Regions from separate parts of the Homo sapiens genome. Here regions 1 and 2 are each linked to region 3. The links are chromatin contacts, found by Hi-C or POLR2A ChIA-PET in ENCODE. All regions are on one chromosome and are shown on one strand. The core of a region is the stretch at or near the end of the contact, and the rest is flanking DNA. Distances in the headings are between cores, read along the strand shown. Region 1 holds the start of SNF8 (SNF8 subunit of ESCRT-II). Region 2 holds the start of PRAC1 (PRAC1 small nuclear protein). Region 3 holds the start of NFE2L1 (NFE2 like bZIP transcription factor 1).

What was found. Hi-C counts contacts between places; a loop is a spot of excess contacts on that map. ChIA-PET counts read pairs that join two places held with the same protein, here RNA polymerase II (POLR2A). Pooled maps may share reads with other maps.
Region 1: a loop to region 3 is called in a pooled map, with 7 times the contacts of the local background. The contact joins the promoter of SNF8 here to the promoter of NFE2L1 in region 3. A Hi-C loop is called at or near these places in 7 of 50 pooled maps. POLR2A ChIA-PET finds 5 or more read pairs at or near these places in 3 of 52 experiments (Caco-2, endothelial cell of umbilical vein and naive thymus-derived CD8-positive, alpha-beta T cell).
Region 2: a loop to region 3 is called in a map of breast epithelium, with 12 times the contacts of the local background. The contact joins the promoter of PRAC1 here to the promoter of NFE2L1 in region 3. A Hi-C loop is called at or near these places in 1 of 168 maps with a recorded cell type or tissue (breast epithelium). POLR2A ChIA-PET finds 5 or more read pairs at or near these places in 2 of 52 experiments (A673 and endothelial cell of umbilical vein).

What each region holds. Positions count from the first base shown.
Region 1 is chr17:48,942,782-48,946,708 of GRCh38, forward strand. It overlaps SNF8 (SNF8 subunit of ESCRT-II), which reads right to left and starts at 2,061. Exons shown (of 8, transcript NM_007241.4): 1 at 1,900-2,061; 2 at 1,144-1,194. The coding sequence starts at 1,953. RefSeq lists a silencer at 1,774-2,003.
Region 2 is chr17:48,719,894-48,723,861 of GRCh38, forward strand. It overlaps PRAC1 (PRAC1 small nuclear protein), which reads right to left and starts at 2,625. Exons shown (of 2, transcript NM_032391.3): 1 at 2,425-2,625; 2 at 1,826-2,006. The coding sequence starts at 2,499. The coding sequence ends at 1,908. It overlaps PRAC2 (PRAC2 small nuclear protein), which reads left to right and starts at 3,292. Exons shown (of 2, transcript NM_001282275.2): 1 at 3,292-3,420. RefSeq lists enhancers at 2,571-3,085, 3,086-3,601.
Region 3 is chr17:48,047,090-48,050,989 of GRCh38, forward strand. It overlaps NFE2L1 (NFE2 like bZIP transcription factor 1), which reads left to right and starts at 1,270. Exons shown (of 6, transcript NM_003204.3): 1 at 1,270-1,373; 2 at 3,518-3,900. It overlaps NFE2L1-DT (NFE2L1 divergent transcript), which reads right to left and starts at 964. Exons shown (of 2, transcript NR_170231.1): 1 at 536-964. It also overlaps a transcript of COPZ2 not described here. RefSeq lists enhancers at 42-645, 490-679, 646-1,247, 750-989, 1,248-1,849 and a silencer at 1,400-1,679.

The DNA.
Region 1 (3,927 bases), core at 811-3,310, 900 kb after region 3:
TCAATTTCTGCCCACCTCGGCCTCCCAAAGTGCTGGGATTACAGGCGTTAGCCACCGCACCCGGCCTTTTTTTTTTTTTTTTTTTTTTTTTTGCTTTTTTTTGAGATGGAGTCTTGCTCTGTCCCCCAAGGTGGAGTGCAGTGGCATGATCCTGGCTCACTGCAACCTCTGTCTCCTGGGTTCATGCAATTCTCCTACCTCAGCCTCCCCAGTAGCTGGGACTACAGGAGCCCGCCACCACGCCCGGCTAATTTTTGTATTTTTAGTAGAGACGGGGTTTCGCCATGTTGGCCAGGCTGGTCTCGAACTATGGACCTCTGGTGATCAGCCTTCCTCAGCTTCCCAAAGTGCTGGGATTACAGGCATATGCCACAGCACCCGGCTCTCAATTTTAAACTCAGAATATGGCCGGGCGCGGTGGCTCACGCCTGTAGTCCCAGCACTCTGGGAGGCCGAGGCGGGTGGATCACCTGAGGCCAGGAGTTTGAGACCAGCCTGGTCAATATGGCGAAACCCTGCCTCTACAAAAAAAAATAACAAAAATTAGGGCCCGGCACAGTGGCTCACGCCTTTAATTCCAGCACTCTGGGAAGCCAAGGTGGGCGGATCACGAGGTCAAGAATTTGAGACCAGTCTGACCAACATGGAGAAACCCGTCTCTACTAAAAATACAAAAATTACCCAGGCGTGGTGGCGCATGTCTGTAGTTCTAGCTACTCGGGAGGCTGAGGTTGGAGAATCACTTGAACCCAGGAAACGGAGGCTGCAGTGAGCCGAGATCGTGCCACTGTACTCCAGTCTGGGCAACAGAGCAAGACTCCCTCAAAAAACAAACAAACAAACAAACAAACACCTCAGAATAATAGGGTTCCTTCCTTATGGGACTGTAATGAGGATTGAACAAGACAGTCTATGTAAAGAAAATAGACAAATGCCTGGGACGTTACAAGCATGTAATCACTCAAAGATGTTAGCCATTATTGTTATTAGCAAGTCACCTAAAAGATCTCAGCGGCTCAGAAATCAAAATTTGCCAAACACCCTATTTCTAGTTCAATCTACACAATCAAGTTCGTATCCAAGGTGTCTTGGCCAGACCTGGTTAGGTCTCCCTCCCTGCCTGGGGCCCCCCAACCGACTTACCTGGGCTAGCTGGTCCTCAGCCAAGACCGTCCCTCGCTCCTTATACTTGGCCTGTCAGACAAAGAGACCAGCATAAGTTAAGAGAGTGGGCGCTGGAGGCCAGGCGCGGTGGCTCACGCCTGTAATCCCAGAACTTTGGGACGCCGAGGCGGGCGGATCACGAGGTCAGGAGATCGAGCCATCCTGGCTAACACAGTGAAACCCCGTCTCTACTAAAAATACAAAAAAATAGCCGGACGTGGTGGTGGGCGCCTGTAGTCCCAGCTACTCAGGAGGCTGAGGCAGGAGAACGGCGTGAACCCTGGAGGTGGAGGTTGCAGTGAGCCGAGATCGCGCCACTGCACTCCAACCTGGGCGACAGAGCAAGACTCTGTCTCAAAAAACAAAACAAAACAAAAAAACACAGAGTGGGCGCTGGGTTCCCCCATTTGTGCTGCCACAGCTTTGGGATGAAAAGAGGAGGATCTCTGTAAATTGTTTTCTTAGGGAGAAGGATAGGGTGAAGGAGTAGAATCGACGACTGTAGATTTGTGAGTAGAATCCCATTTGTAGTTAAACTTGGGTAAATGGGAGAAAGGGCTGGGCATCTGGGAACGCTGCCAATCCACCGGAAGCTGGAGAAATTCTGTGTCCCGGGGCCGAGAAGCCAGTCTCAGATTCTGTTGGGAGGTGATTAACGGGTAGGACACTGCTCCGGGACAATTCAGTCTCGCACGGGTCAGGGGCAGGTTGTGGGTCGGCCTTCTTCCTGCTCACCTCTGCAAGTTTCTTCTTGGCGATGGCGCCAGCTCCCACCCCGCGGCGGTGCATCCCCACCCTGGGCCCGCGGGCCGCCCGGCTGCCGGGACCCCGGGTCTCCACGTCCCGGACTCCGCCGCCGGCTCCCCAAGGCGGAAGCCCGAGCCGCGCGTCATCTGCACGCGCCGGAAGCCACGAGCCGCATTTCCTGCCGCGAGGCTGAGTGTCTCCAGTTCCTACCGGCCCGGCGACCCCGCCTTTAGCTAGTGGCCAAGATTCGCAAAGCCTCGCGGCGAGGAAAGCACGAGTATTCAAGCGCGGCTGAGGCCCTCCTTGGCTAGTGCTGGGACATGGAGCCCCGGCAGCCAAGGCCAACCTTGTGCATTCCACCCACGTAGGCGCCTGGGGCCCTGGTCTTCCTCGACTGCCTCTCCACTGCCTGGAGGTCATCAAATGCCCCTGGACCACCTCCTACGTGCCACACGCTGTGTTGGCCATCCAAGGTTCCATATTGAGCATAAAACAGCCCTCTGCCCTAAAGGAGTTAACCTGTTGGAATCACATACAAAGGATTCTGACTACCAAGCGCCTTGAAGTTAAGTTGAACTCTGAAGACAGATTGCCTGGCTACAAAGCTCAGTTCCACTACATATGGTCCAGGAACTTAAGACAAATTATTTTAATGTCTTTATGTTTCACTATCCGCTGTAGTGAAATAGAATAATACCTACTCATGGCCTGACGCGGTGGCTCAAGCCTGTAATCCCAGCACTTCGGGAGGCTGAGGCGGGCGGATCACCTGAAGTTAGGAGTTCGAGACCAGCCTGGTCAACAAGACGAAACCCCGTCTCTACTACAAATACAAAAAAATTAGCAGGGCGTGGTGGTGCGCATCTAATCCCAGGTACTCGGGAGGCTGAAGCAGAAGAATCGCTTGAACCCAGGAGGCGGAGGTTGCAGTTAACCAGGATCGCGCCATTGCACTCCAGCATGGGCAACAAGAGCGAGACTCCGTCTCAAAAAAAAAAAAAAAAAAAAAAAAGCAGTAAATTATATAGTGCAATGCCTGGCACACAAATAAATATCATTTATGATTGTTATTCATTGTTTGAGATAAAATCAGTCATCTGTAGCCGGGCGCGGTAGCTCACACCTGTAATCCCAGTACTTTGGGAGGCCGAGGCGGGTGGATCACGAGGTCAGGAGTTCAAGACCAACCCGGCCAAGATGGTGAAACTCCGTCTCTACTAAAAATACAAAAAATTAGCCGGGCGTGGTGGCTGGTGCCTGTAATCCTAGCTGCTCGGGAGGCTGTAGCAGAGAATTCCTTGAACCTGGGAGGTAGAGGTTGCAGTGAGCAGAGATCTTGCCAATGCACTCCAACCTCGGTGACAGAGTGACTCCATCTCAAAAAAAAAAAAAAAGGAAAAAAACGAAAAAGACCCAGGTTCCTTAAGCGAACCAGGAGGTGGTAGTTAGGCTTCTCCACATGGAAACCCCTTAGTTTCACTGGCCATGGCCAAAAACCTGCAGTTGCTTCCATGTTTGGGCGCTGCCCACCAACGGTCCTGGGTTGGAAAGGAAGACAGAGAGAGGGAGAGATTCCCCTTTATGGAGTAGAAAGGAAAAGGAAAAAGGGGGAAAATAAATCCCAAACTTTGGGCTTACATTTTCCTCCTGGCTGGCTCGCCAAAATATGTTAACGGTGGAGGGTGTTCCAGGTTCTTGGGGTTTTGCACAAACAACTGGACAAAACGCACAAACAAAGCAAGGAAGGAATTAAGGGATTTATTGAAAATGAAAGTAGCACGGGCGCGGTGGCTCACGCCTGTAATCCCAGCACTTTGGGAGGCTGACCCAGGTGGATCACTTGAGGTCAGGAGTTCGAGACCAGCCTGGCCAACATGGTAAAACCCTCTATCTACTAAAAAAAATGCAAAAGTAGACAGATGTGTTGGCTCACACCTGTAATCCCAGCTACTTGAGAGGCTGAGGCAGGAGAATCACTTCAACCCGGGAGGCCGAGGTTGCAGTGAGCCAAGACCA
Region 2 (3,968 bases), core at 1,375-3,874, 670 kb after region 3:
CTTCCCCTCCACCCCTCCGCGTCTCGGCCTGGCTCCGGAGGGGTGAAGGAATGTTTATAGCCTGACTCAAGTTCAATGACAAAAACCTGCCTGGAATGGGAGGTGCGGCGAGCTTCAGCCATCAACATGACAAAGGCTGGACGCAGGTCTCGGGCGGGGGCGACGGGCTGGGCCCACCTAGAGATGGGGAGCTGAGGGCCCACAGGATGGGTACGGACCCCGCAGACCAAGAGCTGCCTCTCTGCCCTCAGCCTGGGGTCTGCGGAGTTTGGCGAGTAGTGCGGGTGTGTGCCCGCCTGGATGAGGGTAAGGCGATCAGCCTCTGAGTGGGCAAGGGGACGTCTGATTACTGCCCAGGCTTCGCCTGGGGGTCCAGGACCCTGTGAGATGCCCCTGCTCTCTGCCTGGCCAGCTCTAGCTCACCCGGAGTAAGGATCCGCACCGTCCTTCTATCCACCGCGACCTGCATTTTCTGGCCTCCTCCGAGTTTTGTTCACATCTTCCCTCCCGGATTTGATATTCCAAGCATCTTCTCCAGGGAAGACTCCCAGAAGCCTTGCTTGTCTGTGTGTGTGTGTATCTTTCTCTTTCCCTGTTCCCCGTCCTGTTCCCCATTTGTTCTGATTGTAGTCATTTGGTCATGGAATAAAATCCTCTGGCCTCAGGTCACATATGGGGAAGCTGCAGACCCAAGATTTACCAGCATAGGAGTCAGGCCTGGTGGGAAGGGAGAGCATATTTCCAACTCTTTCCTCCTGTCTTCCACCCCTAGTGGAAGATTTTGCATACTCAATTAATGAGTAGTTGGTTGACAAAAATGTCCACACGTGTTTAATCCCCTGTTTGCATATATGCAGATCTGTCCAGTGCCTGAGGAGGGGCTGGGTCTAGGGTGTTTGGGTGCACCTGTGTGATCTCAGCTGGGTGACTCCGGATGGAAGCAGGTGCTTGTTAGTGTCTGAAGGGCCTTGCAGGGAGAGGTATGTTGACAATAGAGGAGTCCCTGGGCTTTCTATTTTTTCAGTTGGTGGTAGAGGTTAAGCGCTCCTGTTTTGGGACCCAGATCAAGTAACTTACCCTCTTAGTTTCAATTTCTTTAGGTTATAAAGTGCTCACTCAATTGTGGGTTTTGTCATTATGGGAGGGGGAACTGGCAGGGAAGGAGCCAGCTGTGGGGAGAAGAGAGTTAGGTGAGTCCTGAGTGTTTTTGTGGATTACTGTGCCCACCCCAAGACCAATGACTTGGCAATATCAGTGGTTGGCTGAAGATGTGAGCATGTGGTCCCCAGCCTGCTTCTGTACTGGACCCAGAGCCCCTGTGCGCACACATGCCTGCTGTGGCATTGATCCCACACTTGGCAAGGCAGAGCTTCTGAGAGGGTGCAGGAAAGGGAATAAGGAAGCCAGGGGCCCAGAGAAAAAGGTGCAATTATTATTATTATTATTATTTGTCACAGAGTCTCACTCTGTCACATAGGCTGGAGTGCAATGGCATAATCTCAGCTCACTGCAACCTCCACCTCCCAGGTTCGAGCAATTCTTGTGCTTCAGCCTCTTGAGTAGCTGGAATTACAGGTGTGAGCCACCATGCCCAGCTAATTGTTGTATTTTTAGTAGAGACAGTTTTCACTATGTTGGCCAGGCTGATCTCAAACTCTTGGCCTCAAGTTATCTGCCCACTTCAGCCTCCCAAAGTGCTGGGATTACAGCCATGAGCCACTATGCCTGGCCCGTTTTTATTTTTTTAAGGCCCAGAGCTTTTGCCTTAAGGATGAGTTAGTTTAAAAAAGAAAAATTGTTATAATCACAGTTAACTTTCACCCAGTTTCCTTTTTTAAAAAAATTTTATTGTATAAATAGAGACAGCGTCTTGCTACATTGCCCAGGCTGGTCTGGAACTCCTGTGCTCAAGGAATCTTCCTGCCTCGGCCTCCCGAAATTCCAGAATTACAGGCTGAGCCATCACTCCTGGTCTCGCCCAGTAGATGTTTCAAAGTAGATGTTTTCTAAAATATTTTACAATATTTACAAATTTTAAATAATAATAACGTTATCAATATTAATTTTGCTTATGCCAGGACTCCATCCCATTGGAGACAAACATTAAGTCTTATGGCAGACCTTACAGCGGGTGCTAGTTCCCACTCCCAAGCCTCTCCCCCGCCTAGGTCCTGCAGGTCCCGCGTGCTGCGAAACATTTTCTTTGTCCCTTTCTGCCCAGGGCGGCTGCCGGTCTCTCCAGGAACCGCGAGTAGGTGCTCCCGCCAGGTGGTATCGGTGAAAGCCTGCTGCTCACCCTTCCCTTGTTTCCCAAAACTTCTGAAGGCTCCCAAATTCCTGGGAGACCCTCTCCCAGGGCCTCCTGATGCAGCTACCATACTGAGCGATCCGTCGATAACGCCCTTGGCCCACCGATCAGTTTACCTTATTAGAGAGAAAAGCACTCTTGGAGGTAGTAAGATGGGCCGGTCCTTGATCTGAGAAATGGGCGCACAACATCGCTGTTCTCTCTGCAAAGGTGGGGACCAGAATCCAGCTTGCCTGACCTTGCAAGCAAGCATCGGCCTAAAGGTTTCAGCCTCCCAGTGGCGCTCTGTTTGCACGCCTTAGGCTAGGAGAGGAAGGACGGGAGCACAGCACTGGGTGCCCCTCTCCCTGTAGAGTCTGGGGCGGGGCTCAGTAAGAAGGCCTGCGGTTGGTGGCTCCCCACCTCATAGCTGCAAGTAGGGGCGAAAGCTGGAGTGTCTCCTCCCAGCAGCCTCCTCGCCTCCCCGCAAACCTCCGAATCTCCCTGGACCTCCTGGTTGCTGTGGCCCTTCCTCCCCTGATTGGCTTCCTCCCTCTTTCCCAAGGCCAGAGAAGTCCTCTCTTCCCCTCACCTTCCTCCCTCTTCCCATAAAACTTTTAGGAAAATGGGGGCGGGGGCGGTGGAGACCACCAGCCTGGAACTTCAAGTTCAATGGCAAAGTCCCTGACCCTCCCCCCAGGCTGGGCGCCAGCATTATTCTAGGGGCGATTAAACTCTTTTGCTGCCCCCTGTGCACCTCCCAGTTCGGGGGCAGTTTAGGGGAGGAGAGAAGGTAATGGTGGAATTCTTTCCCTCACTCTCCCCCGACCACTTCGTCCCCTCCCCCTCATCCCCTCTACACAGAACTAACTGGTAGGGAGAGAGGAAGAAAGGCTGGCATCGGTTCCTCATTGGATGTTTTAAATCTGTCTCAGGCCCAGGCCAGTGCCTGGGGGGAGGGGCGGGGTGTCCTGCTTTTGGGCTAGAGGCCCGGGGCCGCTCCCGAGCTTTCTCCCCTCTTCCCTGGAGAGCGACTGTTCGGGAGGGTGAGAATGGTATAAATTTCAAAAACAACGAAACCTTCTTTTGCCCCCTCCGCAGCAGTCGCCTCCGGGCTTTATTGCAAGTTTACGGTAACGAGTTCATCTATTTAATTCGCGGTTGCAGCTCGGGGATTTCTATTAGACAGGACGGGTTGGGGCCGGGGGGCACAGGGTCTCCCCTGAAGGAAACCCAATTAGAGTGCAGCACTTAGCACCTTCAATATAACTTTAATGAAGGGGGGGAGGGGAGCTGCAGGGAAGAGAAGTTTGCTCTAGGTTGGGGAAGGAAAGCTGGAGCTGCTCCCGAGAACTGGGGGGCCTGGATGAGGCTTTTTCCTGCTTCGAGGGCTTTCCAGCTTCCGGCCCGGGAACTACTATTTGGAGTAGGGATCGCCTGCAGGGAAGGCGGGGCGGATTCTCGGCTGGCGGCGGCCTCGCAGGGTTCCCGGAAGCGCTAGCCAGCCGGAGTAAAACCCGAAAGATGGAGCCTCAGGTTCGCGCTCTGCGTTGCGGGTGCTGGAACCGAGATTCAAAAAGAGCTTCCGGAGGTAGTTTCTACGCATTGCGCCACTACTCCCTTATTCGGCTTCTGGAGGCCTAATAAAATCCACTTGCTTTGGAGTTAGAAATTATTTCGG
Region 3 (3,900 bases), core at 20-2,519:
TACTTAATCTGCAAACCACCCCAAATTAAGCCCCTAACTCGCAAGCACAAAATGGACTCGATTATTTACTGAGTTATCAGTTGGCCTTGTCCTTAGTTGTACAGGGACTAATGACTCACCTATAAATAATGGGCTCTTCTAAGAAGACACAGTTGAGTTGACACCTCTTTGTCCTATAGCTGGGAGGAACGCATTGCAAACGCCAACCCAATGATTCCCTAAATGGGGTCTTCGCATCAGCTGCGTTAAAATCACCCCAGCAGGCAGGTTATCCGGCCGCCACTCCAGGGTCATTAAATCAGACTCTCCAGTGGGACCTCGGAATTCGTAGCTTAGCAAGCTCCCCAAGTGATGCTGGGAGTAAACTAACGTTTGAGAGTCACAAACATGTTTTGGCAATATAACCAGATGGGACTGGAGAAATTAAAAAATGAGAAACATCCCTAAAAAAGCAAGACTAAGCTGCGTGGGAGGCCAAACGAGGGGGGTCCTTTGGGCTGTTTCTACCATGACAAAAATCGCCATTACCCCACACCTCTCACACCGCCAACGTTCCGCCAACGTTCCGCCAACGTCCCACCACCCTCATGATATCCGTCCGCGGTACTGCTCCAGCGAAGGTACCCTTGCCTGGGCCATGAGGCGCAACCGTCCCTCACAGCTGGGGTGGCTTCTCCAGGTTCGCACCGAGGGGAAGTTGGGGTACCGGTTTCCGCCGCCAGCACCCAAGATGGCGGCACGAGCGTCGCAACCACAAGAACCACATGCTTCGTGTCCCGCCTCAGCATTCTCGGGTCTCACTAGACTTTTGCAAGTCACTGTGGGAACCCTCAAGGCGAGGGTGTTCCGCACTCTGGCGGCGATACACCTTCCTATTCCCTGACCTAGGCCTTCATTCCCCCGCCACAGAAAGCGCTGGAAGCGCCCAACCTGGATACTTCACCCAACGCCCAAGCCCACTAACATCGCCCGCCGCGAAGGCGCGGCCGAGGGGCCCAGAATGCCAGACACTAGGGCCTTCGCCCTCCTCATTGGTGGGTCCATACCGCGGGGCGGGCCTAGGTACTCATTGGGCCGGGAATTATGTCAGTCTTGGGAAATCAGGTCCGGGGATGAGGAGGTACACTCAGCCATTGGGCCCTCTCTGCTGCCAATCAGAGGGACATCCGTCGACGGCCCCGGCCTCGGCTCGTTGATTGGAGAAACTGTTCCTAGGGTGTTTGCGGCGGGCGGGTTTCCGAGTGCGGTAGCAGGAGGGGGCGGGGAGGTAAGCGGAGGCTCCGAGCTCTAGGCCGGCCGGCGGTGGCGGCGGCGAGGCCGGGACTCGGGCTTAGGGCCTGCTGTGGAGGCAGCGGCGGACGCCGAGCTAAGCAGTGGGTATCGGGCACATTCCTTTCCCAGAAGGGAGGGTTGCAGCGCCGCGGGGCCGAGGCTTATGGGGCGACGGGATGGTGCTGAGGTGCAGGAGGCGGGGGCCGAGCGGGGTTCCCGCCAGAGCCCGGCCCTGGGCCTGACAGGGAGGGGCCCCGCGCGGGGCCGAGAGGAAAGCTGGCTCCGGGGTGGGATGGACTGGGCAGGGTTGAGGGCACGAGAAGGCGTGGTGTGAGGCCTGGACTTGGGAGTGGGGTGGGGCCATCGGGACGGAGGGCGGGGTGGGGTTTGCTGTAAGGGTGGGTCAAGGCCAGGGAAGTAGCACTTGTTCGCTGGCCGCCCCTGGAGGCTAGAAGCTCCGGCGCCGAGAGTGGGCATGGCGACTTGGTCTCAGCCGGACTCGGGTATCCGGGCAGGGTGGGACCAGCCTCAGGCTATGGGCCCTGCACCTACTTGATTTTTAAGGGACTTTGTCCGGTTCCTCGAACTTAATTGGCTCCTGGGAGGTTTTAGTAATAAATTGCGTGAGAACGGGAGGGTAGCGTAAGCAGGAATTCTGGGTCGCAATTGTGTTTACTCTGACCAGAGAGAGGGAGTGTGAGTGTGTGTGTGTGCGCACGTTCGTGTGTGTACGTATAGCTCGCTCTCCCCCTGTAGAATGAAGTTGGTAGATGGGTCACAACGCAGGAGAGGAGAGGCGGTATGTCTTGGTTTGTGACATTAATGGAAGCTCAAAAGTGGAGACCAGAAACAGATTTACTTCCTCTGCACTGGGCAGTCTGGCTAGAGAACGTGGCCATATCCTTCTGCTTTGGCTCAGAAGGTCATATGAATGAAAATAAAACCTGCCTATGCAAATTCTGGACGGAATAGTCCTGCGTAGTAGGGCCCCCACCATCCCTCTCCTTTTTTTCTTTCCTTTTCTTTTCTTTCTTTTTTTTCTTTTTTTGAGACGGAGTTTTGCTCTTGTTGCCCAGGCTGGAGTGCAGTGGCGCGATATCGGCCCACCACAACCTCCGTTTCCTGGGTTCAAGCGATTCTCCTGTCTCAGCCTCCCGAGTAGCTGGGATTACAGGCATGCGCCACCACGCCCGGCTAATTTTTGTATTTTTAGTTGAGATGGGGTTTCTCCATGTTGTTCAGGCTGGTCTCAAACTCCCGACCTCGGGTGATCCGCCCTCCTCGGCCTCCCGAAGTGCTGGGATTACAGGCGTCGGCCCTTTTCCTTTTTTTTCTTTTGTAAGTTGTGAGGATAGGAAAGGGAAATCAGATTTCAAAGTTCAGAAAACAAAAGGCATTCTTCTTCTGGGTGAAGTGGTGGCCTGAACATTGTCCTTTTGTCCTTCCACACTCTCACTGTTTAATAATCTTGCCTTTTTGAACTGAGAAAAGACAACTGTTATGGGTGGTTTTCTCCCGAGGGGTGAAAATCCAGCTTTACTTTTAAGACAGGAAATGGGCTTCTCATGTGAAAATAGAAGCTGGGTAATGCGCCTGTAGTGGGGGAGGAGGGCTGGTAAATAAAACAAAGGTGTAAGATATTTTGGATGACCTGGTTATTGTCTGCTTATTCAAACCAAGCTACATTTTAGGATATTGCACATTTAATATTCAGTAACTGAGATCATTCGTGATCAGTAGCTTTCTTTGATAGTTCTTCTATGATCGGTTGCTATATTTTGGGTTTTTTTTCTGAGAGTGTAAGTAGTCCTTTCTTCCTGTAAAAGTGGCCTTTAGGCCAGGCACAGTGGCTCACGCCTGTGATCCCAGCACTTTGGGGGGCCGAGGCGGGCAGATCACCTGAGGTCAGGAGCTTGAGACCAGCCTGGCCAACATAGTGAAACCCCATCTCTACTAAAAATACAAAAATTAGCAGGGCGTGGTGGCAGGCGCCTGTAATCCCAGATACTTGGGAGGCTGAGGCAGGAGAATCGCTTGAATGCAGAAGGTGGAGGTTGCAGTGAGCACAGATCACGCCACTGCACTCTAGCCTGGGCGACAGAGTGAGACTCTGTCTCAAAAAAAAAAAAAGTGAAAGTGTCCTTTGAATGTGTTTTCTACCTTCTACTGTGAAGGTTTTCCTACCCTGATCATGATGTGAAAAGTATGGAATCTTATCCTGTTGCTTTTGTGATTCCCATTTCAGGTTTCTCTGGAAACCCCCCTGGTAAGTGTGGAGGAGGCGGGACACTCTGACCCAAGACGAAAGGCCTGTAGCTCCAGCCAAAGAAAATAAACCTTAGGAGGGAGAAGGAAAAAAAAAATCCATCAGCTGTTCCTGAGAACAGCCTGCATTGGAATCTACAGAGAGGACAACTAATGTGAGTGAGGAAGTGACTGTATGTGGACTGTGGAGAAAGTAAGTCACGTGGGCCCTTGAGGACCTGGACTGGGTTAGGAACAGTTGTACTTTCAGAGGTGAGGTGTCGAGAAGGGAAAGTGAATGTGGTCTGGAGTGTGTCCTTGGCCTTGGCTCCACAGGGTGTGCTTTCCTCTGGGGCCGTCAGGGAGCTCATCCCTTGTGTTCTG